Linked DNA regions of Homo sapiens: region 2 is linked to region 1. The links are chromatin contacts, found by Hi-C or POLR2A ChIA-PET in ENCODE. All regions are on one chromosome and are shown on one strand. Each heading gives the region's core, a stretch centred on a gene start or an enhancer-like site at or near the end of the contact. The rest is flanking DNA. Distances are from core to core; before and after follow the strand shown. Region 1 holds the start of RABL3 (RAB, member of RAS oncogene family like 3). Region 2 holds the start of STXBP5L (syntaxin binding protein 5L).

Evidence for each region. A loop is a pair of places that touch in the nucleus more often than their neighbours do. ChIA-PET counts read pairs that join two places held with the same protein, here RNA polymerase II (POLR2A). Pooled maps may share reads with other maps.
Region 2: a loop to region 1 is called in a map of endothelial cell of umbilical vein, with 7 times the contacts of the local background. The contact joins the promoter of STXBP5L here to the promoter of RABL3 in region 1. A Hi-C loop is called at or near these places in 5 of 168 maps with a recorded cell type or tissue (OCI-LY7, endothelial cell of umbilical vein, posterior cingulate gyrus and 2 more) and 13 of 50 pooled maps. POLR2A ChIA-PET finds 5 or more read pairs at or near these places in 3 of 52 experiments (all WTC11).

What each region holds. Positions count from the first base shown.
Region 1 is chr3:120,740,912-120,746,041 of GRCh38, reverse strand. RABL3 (RAB, member of RAS oncogene family like 3) reads left to right here and starts at 3,526. Exons shown (of 8, transcript NM_173825.5): 1 at 3,526-3,580. The coding sequence starts at 3,535. It overlaps GTF2E1 (general transcription factor IIE subunit 1), which reads right to left and starts at 3,298. Exons shown (of 5, transcript NM_005513.3): 1 at 3,248-3,298. RefSeq lists enhancers at 3,246-3,365, 3,246-3,540, 2,988-3,626, 3,506-3,795, 3,627-4,265.
Region 2 is chr3:120,904,724-120,909,757 of GRCh38, reverse strand. STXBP5L (syntaxin binding protein 5L) reads right to left here and starts at 1,553. Exons shown (of 27, transcript NM_001308330.2): 1 at 1,424-1,553; 2 at 1-187. The coding sequence starts at 179. LOC105374069 (a long non-coding RNA gene) reads left to right here and starts at 1,665. Exons shown (of 6, transcript XR_924399.4): 1 at 1,665-1,729. RefSeq lists a silencer at 1,482-1,721.

The sequences.
Region 1 (5,130 bases), core at 2,277-4,776:
AAAGGAAAAGTAAAAGTCAGTCAAAAGAAAATACGTACTTTAGGTTATAAATACTCAGGTATGACTACATATTGTAAGATATAACAAAGTAGCACCTAGATCCAAATCTGTGAACTTAGAGCCTTCCTGCTACCCCAGGGCTTAAGGATGCCTGGGAAGTACCTGGGCTCGACACCAAAGTAGTACCACAGCATACTACTGGACACACTTTTCTCTCCTTTTCGGTTTGGTCTATACATTGTACTTGAACCCCGTTTTCATTTTTTGTTGTTTTACATCCTCAACAGTTGTCAGAACACAACATATGGCTTCAGAAACATTCAACAAAGAACAGCAGAAAAATGTCAACATAACCTGTTTCCAGGATTATTTCCTACTATTGTATTCTCCTTCCCTGCCCCATACATGCCATGCCCCAGACTAATAGTTCTCAAGCCTGGTTGTAAGGCAGAATCATCTAGGGAACGTTTTAAGAATACTGATCCTGGGCCCCACTCCTAAAGGTTTTGTCTCAGGTGGTCTGGGGCAGCCAGATTAGGCATCACACAAATTTTTAAAGCTCTTTAGGTGACTCTACTATGCAGCAAAAGTCCCTATTATATATCCTGCCAATGCTCATCCTGCATGGAGAGGTCCCTGTGCCACTTATTGCTCAGCCTGTTTCCTTTGCCTAAAACACCCTAGGGAGCTGTGAAGACTAAAATAAGGGAGTGATATGAGGACTTTACAATCCAACAGTTTTGGGGTTTAAATCTCAGTTCCAGTATTTCTTAGGCCCCCTGACCTCAGAAAATTCTCAGACTCAGTTTCTTCATATATAAAAAGTGATTAAGCCAAGTGCAGTGGCTACAGTGGCTAATACCTGTAATTGCAACACTTTGGGAGGCCAAGGTTGGGGGACTGTCAGAGCCCAGAAGTTGAAGACAAGCCTAGGAAACATAGTAAGACCCCATCTCTACAAAAATTTTAAAACTTAGCCAGGTATGGTGCCATGCACCTGTAGTACCAGCTGAGGTGGATCAATTGAGCCAGGAGGTCAAGGCTGCAATGAGCCATGATTGAGCCACTGCACACCAGCCTCGGTGACAGGACAGGACCCTCAAAAAAAAAAAAAGTGATTAATGGTGCCCTGCTCACACAGTTAATGTATGAACTCAGTGAGATAATTAATGCAAAGTGTTCTGCTTTCAGGGCTGGCATAAGAGTTCAATTAAGTACTGGCATTCATAATAAATCCCCTATTTAGAAAAATGACTCTTATACCAATATGAGGAACGGACTCAAGTGAGTGAAGGTGGAGGCAGTGTGGAATATTGGGGGTATAAAATCTAAACTAAGAAGGCAAAAAAATTGCAAGAAGAGAACAGAATGAATGAAAGTTATTACAGAAAAAAAAATCAAAAGGACCCAACAAAATATATTGGATACAGAATATGAGAGTAGGAAAAATCTTAAATAGCTCTCTGTTTTGAGCCAGCGTAGCTAGGAAAAGTACTGCCATGAGAAATAGGTGACCCCTGACGAGGAGCAGGAAGAAATGAGGAAATCACTTTTAGAAGTGTCTTTGAGGAAATACCATAGGATATTCCTCTGAATATGCCCAGCAGGTAGCTGAACAAATGAAACTAGAGCTCAGGAATGAAATCAAGCTGTGCCACTTTGTTCAAAATCTCTGCATTCTAAAATCCTCCTTCCTGACCACTACCTTCTCTCCTCCATCACTTCCCACTCACGCTGAATCTCCTTACTCAATCTCTAGAGGTCTTAGGTAAGAGTTCTCAAACTGGCAGCCCCCCACGCATTGTATCACCCAAAGAATGTTTCAAAAATTTTCTGAATTAGTTGTCAACATTTAAAAATTGTAAGAGTTCACATAAATTTCAACTTCCAGCTCCTCTTGCAAAATTGGAAATATCTGAGGAAAAAGTGAGCCCATGTTCCCACATGGAAACAATAAGCTGAAGCCGAATAGCAGCTGGCGTTATTAGGGAAGGAGTATGGCTGGTCTCTGGAGACTTCTGAGCGTGGGACCTCCTAGGACCTTTGTTTCTTCCTTTGATCTCCATAGTCCATGAGTCAGATCCCAGCCTCACCTCCCTACCCCAGCCCAGACCCACGTGTATTTTAATCATATCAACATTTAAGGACTACTGTGCACCAGGCACGGAGCCAGAGAAACAAAGTTGAAAAGAAGGCACCCTCTGCCCTCTGTCTACCCTGTCAGCCTCATAACCAGCCACACCAGCATATTCTCAATTCCATGAGCCACATGTGCTTTCCCTGCATCCCAAGGCTTTGCACATGCTGTTCCTTCTGCCCCTACAGCTAAGCCCAAACCCCCTTCTCCTAATCATCCTTCAAGTCTCAAATGATATTTCCTCATGGAGGCCTTCCCAGACTCCCCATTAAGTAGCATACAATCATCCCCTTTCACGTGTTCCATGGCTCTTTCCCCCTTCTTGTACTTTCTCCATGTCTATCTCTAAGACCAGACTTCATCTTGTTCACCAATTAATTTCCAGCATCTAGCATAGCCAGACAAGTACTTCCATAAAACTTTCCATATGTCTCCTAGGCACGTTTTGTTCCAACATGGCTCATCTTGCCAGCTTCCCCCTGCTTCACTTCCTCCACTCTTGTTTCCAAGGTAGAATCGGACAGGCTACTGGGCACTCTCTTCTTAAATTTAAAACAGTTTTAAGCGGGAGGTGCGTGGATCAAATTCAGGATGTTAAAAGATTGTACTGACTGCAGAGTGGAGAAAAAAACAAGAAAAGTGGATGCGAAGAGACCAGTTAGATTACTTCAGTAAATCGCCACTCCAGTTCTAGAACAACTTGGGATTCTACACATCTAACTGCGGTGTTGTGTTACCACATTTCATGGCACTTTCCACGCCTTCACACACACAGCGGCAAACTACCGCGAAACCTCCGGACCCAGCTGCCCTCCACGAGACGCGTTCGGTGATATGCACTCCTCCCCAATGCGAGACTCCGAGACCCCAAACTCCCTCGGACTCTCCCAGTTGGGTCCAGGGCCACACTCGGCGCAGCCAAGCCCGCCCTACCCGAGGTCGCACACGGGCCGCTCCGGGGTCAATGGTTCTTTGGAGGACCAAGAGGACCAAGGCAACAGGGTAATTCATTAGGGGAGGATAGTTAAGAGGGAGCGAAAGGAAGAAGAAATCATGAAATGCAATGCCCGGCCAGGGAACTCCGAACAAGGAACAGGGAACAAGGTTTACCAAGGCGAATCCTGGAACACTCCCACTACAGCTGCCCCCAGCGCTTCAACTACCGGCTTAAATGAACCACGCCCCTTGCGCGACAAAGAAAACGCACTATTCCTGCGACCAGCTGGGGAAGCACCCCGCTACCTTTTACCAGACCAGCCAATGAGTTCAGTGAAACCTTCGATCAAGACAGTCACGCTCCGAGTGGCCAATGAAATTGAAGGCTCTGCCCTCCATGCCCAACTCTGATTGGCTTACAATCCAGGAACAGGCGTTAACCCAGGGAAGGCAGTGGCAAGATGGCGTCCCTGGATCGGGTGAAGGTACTGGTGTTGGGAGACTCAGGTGAGCGGCTTACCCTACCTCTGGGGCTCCAGACACTTTTGAGTTACCCAGTAACCCTCCCCTTAGCTTCCTTCCCTCAACTTCCTGGCTCCTCGGCCCGTGGCTGAAGTCCCTCCCAGGGCCTGAAGACTACACTTCCCAGGGGACTTTGCTCCGTGTGACGACGCGGTGGCGGCGGCGTCGTCGCGCGGGTGGGGGTCGCGGAGCCCGGGTCTTTTGCCTTCGCGGCTTTCCGCATCGGTCTCCCAGGCGACCCCAGCCTAGAGTGTATTGTCAATTCTTTTATTAAAAAAAAAAAAAAAAAAAGCAGGCATTGAGTATTGTATGGGGTTCTATGTTAAGGGTACAGAAGTTAGTAGGACCGTGCCTTCAAGAGATTTTGTTCATTAAGGAAGTCAAACGTGCACTGAGAAACGTGCACTGAGAAACGTGCACTGGCAAGCGCTTCGCATGTATTAACTCATTTAATTCTGAGACAGTCCTGTTATCCCATTTTACAGATGAGAGTAGTGAGGCAGAGAGATGTAAATGACAGAATCCTTTTGAACGCGGAGTCCACGAACTTAAACGCTAAGTTATAATTATGCAGTGACATATTGGGTAGTGGTCCTGTTTTATTCTTAACTGAGCTTAATTTCCTGGTTCTCGTTTGATCTTCATTGAAAACCTATTATGTCCTAGACTGTACAATAGAGAAATTAAAGTAAGAGTTTTATTCTGAAGCAGCTAGGATTTAACGCTGAGCCCAATTTAATCCTAGTGTTAAATATATATATATTTTTTTAATCTCAGTGGATGCAAAAAGAATTCTTTTGACACCTGGGACATTTGAGAACTACAGCTGGCGTCTGGATTTCCAGCTCCCACCTCACTGCCCTTATCTTTTCTTCCATAATCCCCAATTCAGCTCTCCTTAGTAACTTCAATAAATGCTGACCTTGCATTTTATAGAAGCGCTCCTCTGGAGTTGGCCTAAGAGCATGTGTTGTGAGCAAAGACGTTGTGCTAGATGCTTGGAGGTGGAGAGGCTTGAAAACTTAATAGAAACTAAATAAAATTGTGGGCAGCAAATATAGGTTAAGAATGTTTTCACATTGCCCTGAGGATTATTTGCATTATGAAATATTTTACAGAGAGCATTATTTAATATTCCCCTAAGAAAGTTGCCTTTTGAAACTTAATGAACATAATCACAATTTATGTCGACTTCATTTCTATCAGGTAGCTTGAAGTGGTGCCGAAGTTAATTTAATAAAATCACTCAGTTTTACAGATAAAGTAATTGTGGCCTAAAGGGACTTGGCAAGAGTATCACTGAGTAGAATTTACAATCCAGAACTAACAGACTTCTTCATGATACGTTAAGTGGGTGTTTTGTGTCCTTTATAATTCCATTTTCTATTGTATCTAACAATCCCTTCATATTACAAACTGTTGCAACTAGTCAATTTATTTTCTTTCCAACAGGCACTGTATTAGGTTCTGGGGTTATAACTGTGGAATTAATGCGTCATATAACAGGGATAGAATTAGCAGCTACATTAAATGTG
Region 2 (5,034 bases), core at 304-2,803, 170 kb before region 1:
TGGAAATACTCCGAAGTCAAAGTTTCCTGAATTTCCTCTCTGAGAACCCCTGCAGTCCCCGCCGGATGTACGGAACCACTTCCAGCCCCACCACCACTGTTACTGCCACTGCTGCTACCACTGCCAGGGGAGGAGGCAGTTAAGCCATCCAAAACTTTTCGGAAATTAAACTTCTTCATTTTAAACACTGTTGAGAAATACAAAGGAAAAAAAGGGAAAGAGGTGACTTAACACGTGCAATTAGACCTTGGTAAAAGCCTTTCTCTTTTCATTAGTCAAGTCAGTCCCCATTTTATGAGCATTGGTTACGACCGACTGGAAAAAAAGAGTCAGGATTCGTTTTGCCAAATTTTAATTCTAAAAAGCATATCCTTTTTAAAAAAAGATAAATATAACACAACTCCAAAAGCAACAGTATTCCCTCCTCACACATCAGATTTTCAAGGACTGTATCCCCAGCTGTAACTACGCTTTATCAGCACTGGGGTAAAAATAAAAGGCAGTGTCATCATCGTCATTAGCATTATATCATCATTATTATACAATCAAACCAGAGTTCAACAGACCAAGACTCTGTCTCTCTCTTAAGGGCGGACTTTCCTTCTTCGAAACGTTCGGCTCAGAGTATTTTATTTTCAGAAAAACGACGTTGGGGGAGCCGGTATTTACTCTGCCACCACCTTCCGGGCTCTTCCCCCATCAGCTTCAACGCTTCCTTTTTTGTCACTATGAAAGGCGGGGAGGGGGGTACTTTTTCTAGTCCCCATCCCCCAGCAGCCCGGACCCCAAAACATCTGCGAGTGACCCACAGCAACAGCTGCCGGGGAGGGGGGGAGGAGGAGAACGGCGACACCGTCTGTTTCCACTTGTCCCTCCGCCTCCCCCTCACCTCCCCCTCATCTCCCTCCCCGCGTCCTCTTTCCCCCCTCTCCCCATCTCCTGCTCCCCTCCCTCCACCTCTGCCCGCAGCCGCCGCCGCGCTCTCCCGCCTGTTCGCCCGCCCGCCGTCCGCTCTCCCCGCTGCACGGCAGCCGCTCTCGGGGGACGTGAAGCGGTGGCGGCGACGGCTGCGGCCCGAGTCCCGCCTCAGCCTGCTGGGCGCGCAGAGCCGCCGCTCCCGCTGTCCCTCCCCCAGGCCCAGCGCTGAGGCGCGGGGCTCTCGCCCGCCCGCGGGCGCGCGAACACACAAACACCTCACGCCGAGGCATTCGCGCTCCCAGCCAGAACACACACAAACACCCTCACACGGGCATTCGCGCGCTGGTGCGCTCGCTCTCTGTCTCTGTCTCTCTCTGTCTCTCTCTCTCTCAAACACACACACACACTCACACAGACACACACAGGTGCGAGGGAGCCACAGCTGGACGGCGGCAGCGGCGGCGGCGTCCCAGAGGGATGACTATCTGACCCAGGACTTAGGCACCTTCCTCAGACGCCTCTAGCCGCCTGCCAGCCCGGGAAGCTGAGGGGGCCGAGGTAGGCGGGCTCCGGCCGCTTCTCTGGGCCCTCTGGTCGCGGCGCCTGGCGCTCTCCGAGGTCCTAACCGAGCAGTCAGGCTCCAGAGCAGGCTCCGCCCTCCCGCCGTGGGAGGCAGGCCCCGCCCCCGGGCCGGCCCCTAGCTTGCCCCGCCCTGCTTCTTCCCCGGCAAAGCTGGGAGGTGAAGGGGGCGGGGTGCCCGGGGACGTCAAAGGGCGGGAGTAGCTTCGGCGCCAATCCTAGATTCGATAGGGTAAGTTCTGTGGTCTCCAGGGCAGAAGAAATCTGTGGATAGGCCGAAGGTAAAGCCAATGACAGTGGGAGGGGGGAATTTAGAGAAGTAGGTGAGGTATTTGATTGACAGCGGTATTGGCCAGTATGCTGGGGGTCGTGCTCTGGGGGATGTAATTGGCGCTACCTGTTGAAGGACTCAAGTGTGAATCAATAGAATGCCTGCAAGCGTGCGAATTTGGACGCCTGGAGTCTGAGGATGCGGGAAGCGTTGCTTACCTTAGGTATGGCTCTGGACAGTATGGTGAACTGAGCAAGTGTTTTGCACCTTTTCACTTCTGCGAGCCTCTTCCCGGTCTTCAGGAGCATCTATCTGGCTCCCATCACTCTCCTGCTACCTGCACTCAACTTGTATCTGTGATTAACCCCTGCTGTTACCAATAATGGCTTAATGGTTCGTATCTGCCAAGGAGAATTGTATTTCAACAGTTTCAGAATATATAGCCTTCTAGAGCCTAAGGAATTGATTGCTTACCTTGCTCTCTAGTAAGTAGAATTACTCCTTCCCCATCATCCTCACATATACAAAGATATTTAATTTCTTTAAAGAAATATTTCTCACTCTGTAAACCGTATCAAGAATATATTTTAAGCTATTTCTGTGAGTCACAATAATCATTTTGAAAGATGTATTATTCAGTGCAGAAAAAAAAACTGTATCAGGATAGATTTGGTTCTGAGCCCTCACCTGCTATTGACTTCGGGAAAATTTGGACCCCGATGTCTTTGCGAAATGAATGGCAGTTCAGCGGGTCACAGCTAACTGAGACTTCAATTTGGGCATCACAACAGAACTCATTAGTGATCATTTCAAATATTGTCTTACATCTTACAATCTTTGACCTCTTTTTTTCTTTTCTTCTTTTTCTTCTTTTTCACCTCTCCTCTTCTCTCTCTCTCTTTTCTCTCAATCAAGGGAGAGAGTGGGAAGGAGGAAGCAGGAGACTTGAAGGATGATGACTTGTCCAAGGACATAGCAAAGAAATGGTAAAGATGAAATAGAGCTCAGTTTTTCAGATCCTCAGCTCAACGTTGAATCTTTCTGTCCTGAATGACTATTTCACTCCTTTTGGGACTCCCTACACTGCTGGTAGTCTCTCATTGCCACAGCTAGACAGTAACCTTCTTGAAGGCAAGCATGGAATTGTATATTTCTCCTAGATTATTTAGCACCAGGCACAATATTTCACTTAAAATAGGCACGTAAAGGGTTCTGAAGAGTTGGTTTATTAATATTTTTTATTAAAGATATATGAGTTGGTACCCAATTACATAATGTTTGAAAGGGGTAAAAATAATGGTGGAAATAAGTGATATGTCTGACACAAACTAGATCTTGGTAGGGTTCCAAATTCTGTATTGGGTCCCTAACAACAGGTATCTTTTTACTCTTTTCCACCTTTTTTCTTCTCTTCTTCCTGGCCCATTGCTCACCTCAAAGTATGGACGCTAGTTAAGGATAAAGAGTTTGCTTTCCTTGTTTTATGTCTGTCTTTTCTTTTTAAAAACAGAGGCAAGGAGGGTTATAATAAAGTGGCTGAGTTTTCATTTTTCTAATAAATGAAAGCAAGCCTATAGCAAGTAGTGGTTTGACATTTTGATGGGAGCGAAGAAGGAGAATAGCCCCAATTCAGCAAAGTGAGATGTAATGTTTGCAAACAAAACCTCTTAAACTGATCATCACTAGCACCATATTATCACAAACTAAATGATGGTCTTTATTCTAAAAATTGGGGGAGAGCTGAGGAAAAAAGTACACAAAAGATTGACAGAGATCCTTCTTGAGGACCCTGGAGAGAATTCAATGGACTGCCTGAGTTAGATGGGACAACAAATAGGTATAGGAAGTGGGAGAAAAGCCAAGTCAAAATGTATTCATGTTTCCAAATAAATATTGGAAGCCTAAAAAAATATGATCATTAGGATGCTTAGATTGTGGACTATTTGGGATTATTTCAAATATCTGTGTTCCTCCACAGTGAATAGCATAATGTCTTCTACATAGTAAGTGCCCAGTGAATATTAATTTGAATGAATGGCAGCAAGTAAAAATCATAACATAATTGCAGTCTCAGAGAGCCTGTGCACACAGGATATTGTGATGCCAATTCACAAACTGTGAGCAAAGGATAGAATTAAGCAAGAGGCAGAGTACATTGTGTGTATGAGGAGACAGCAGAAACAATAGCCTAAAAATCTTACTAGGTGAGAGAAGCATAATGAAATATCTATGGAAGTAAATTTCATCCTGGATTAATTAAAAAGCAATAAGATGTTATTTTATAAACCATCTATTAACAGCAATGAGACCAGACCACAGCATATATTTTATAAATAATGTGAGAAACTTCAGAGTTGGATCGGGTAATAATAATGATGACCCCTTATCATTCACTGCAAACTGGAAGAATACTTTGTGGAGAGGAATGGCTGAGGTACAGCTTCTGAATAAGGCTTGATTTCTTCCTAAAATGACAAGTATGAAGAACTGCAAAAAGAAAAATACTTTCAGCTTGATCCATGGAGCAAAATCATCAAAGCATTTAAATAAATCTACTACATCAGAAGGATTTTTAGGATGTGTGTTGAAAATATGTTACAACTCACTTTAAGTGTTCGTGATTTTGGACTCAAGCCAACAATGAAGCTAAGAGAGGCTGCCTTTCCACACCTGCAAAATAATTAAATAATTGTAGAAAGTATGTACATGTGTGGCACTTCACACAGAGAAGAAAATTTAACTGGCTAGGGTTACAGAAAACTAAGCAAAATTGACAAAACCATATGTAAATAATCCATTGTATATAGAGATAATAATAATTCTACCAGTTATTTAGCACTACGTCAAACATTGTACTATGAACTTTACATACAACTCTTTTAACTTGATCCTTATTATAACTCTATAAGATAGGTATTGTCCCCATTTTATGAAAGAGGAAATTTGGAGCTCAGAAATATTTAAGAAATTCACCCAAGGTCACTTAGGTGGATAATCCAGTCTTCGAATTCAAAGCTGTCTAACTTCTAAGATCATGCTCTTAATCGGTGCCTTATTATTTGATACCATTTAGAAGATTAAATAGAAACTAGAATAGAAAAAAAGGTGGCGGGTCAATTCTCCACCTAAAATAGTGATTGTATGTGTATTAGTCTTTCAGGACTGCCATAACAAAATACCATAGACTGGGTAGCTTAAAAAACAGGAACTTAGCACAGTTTGGGAGGCTAGAAATCCAAGATCAAGGCATCGGCAGATTTATTTTC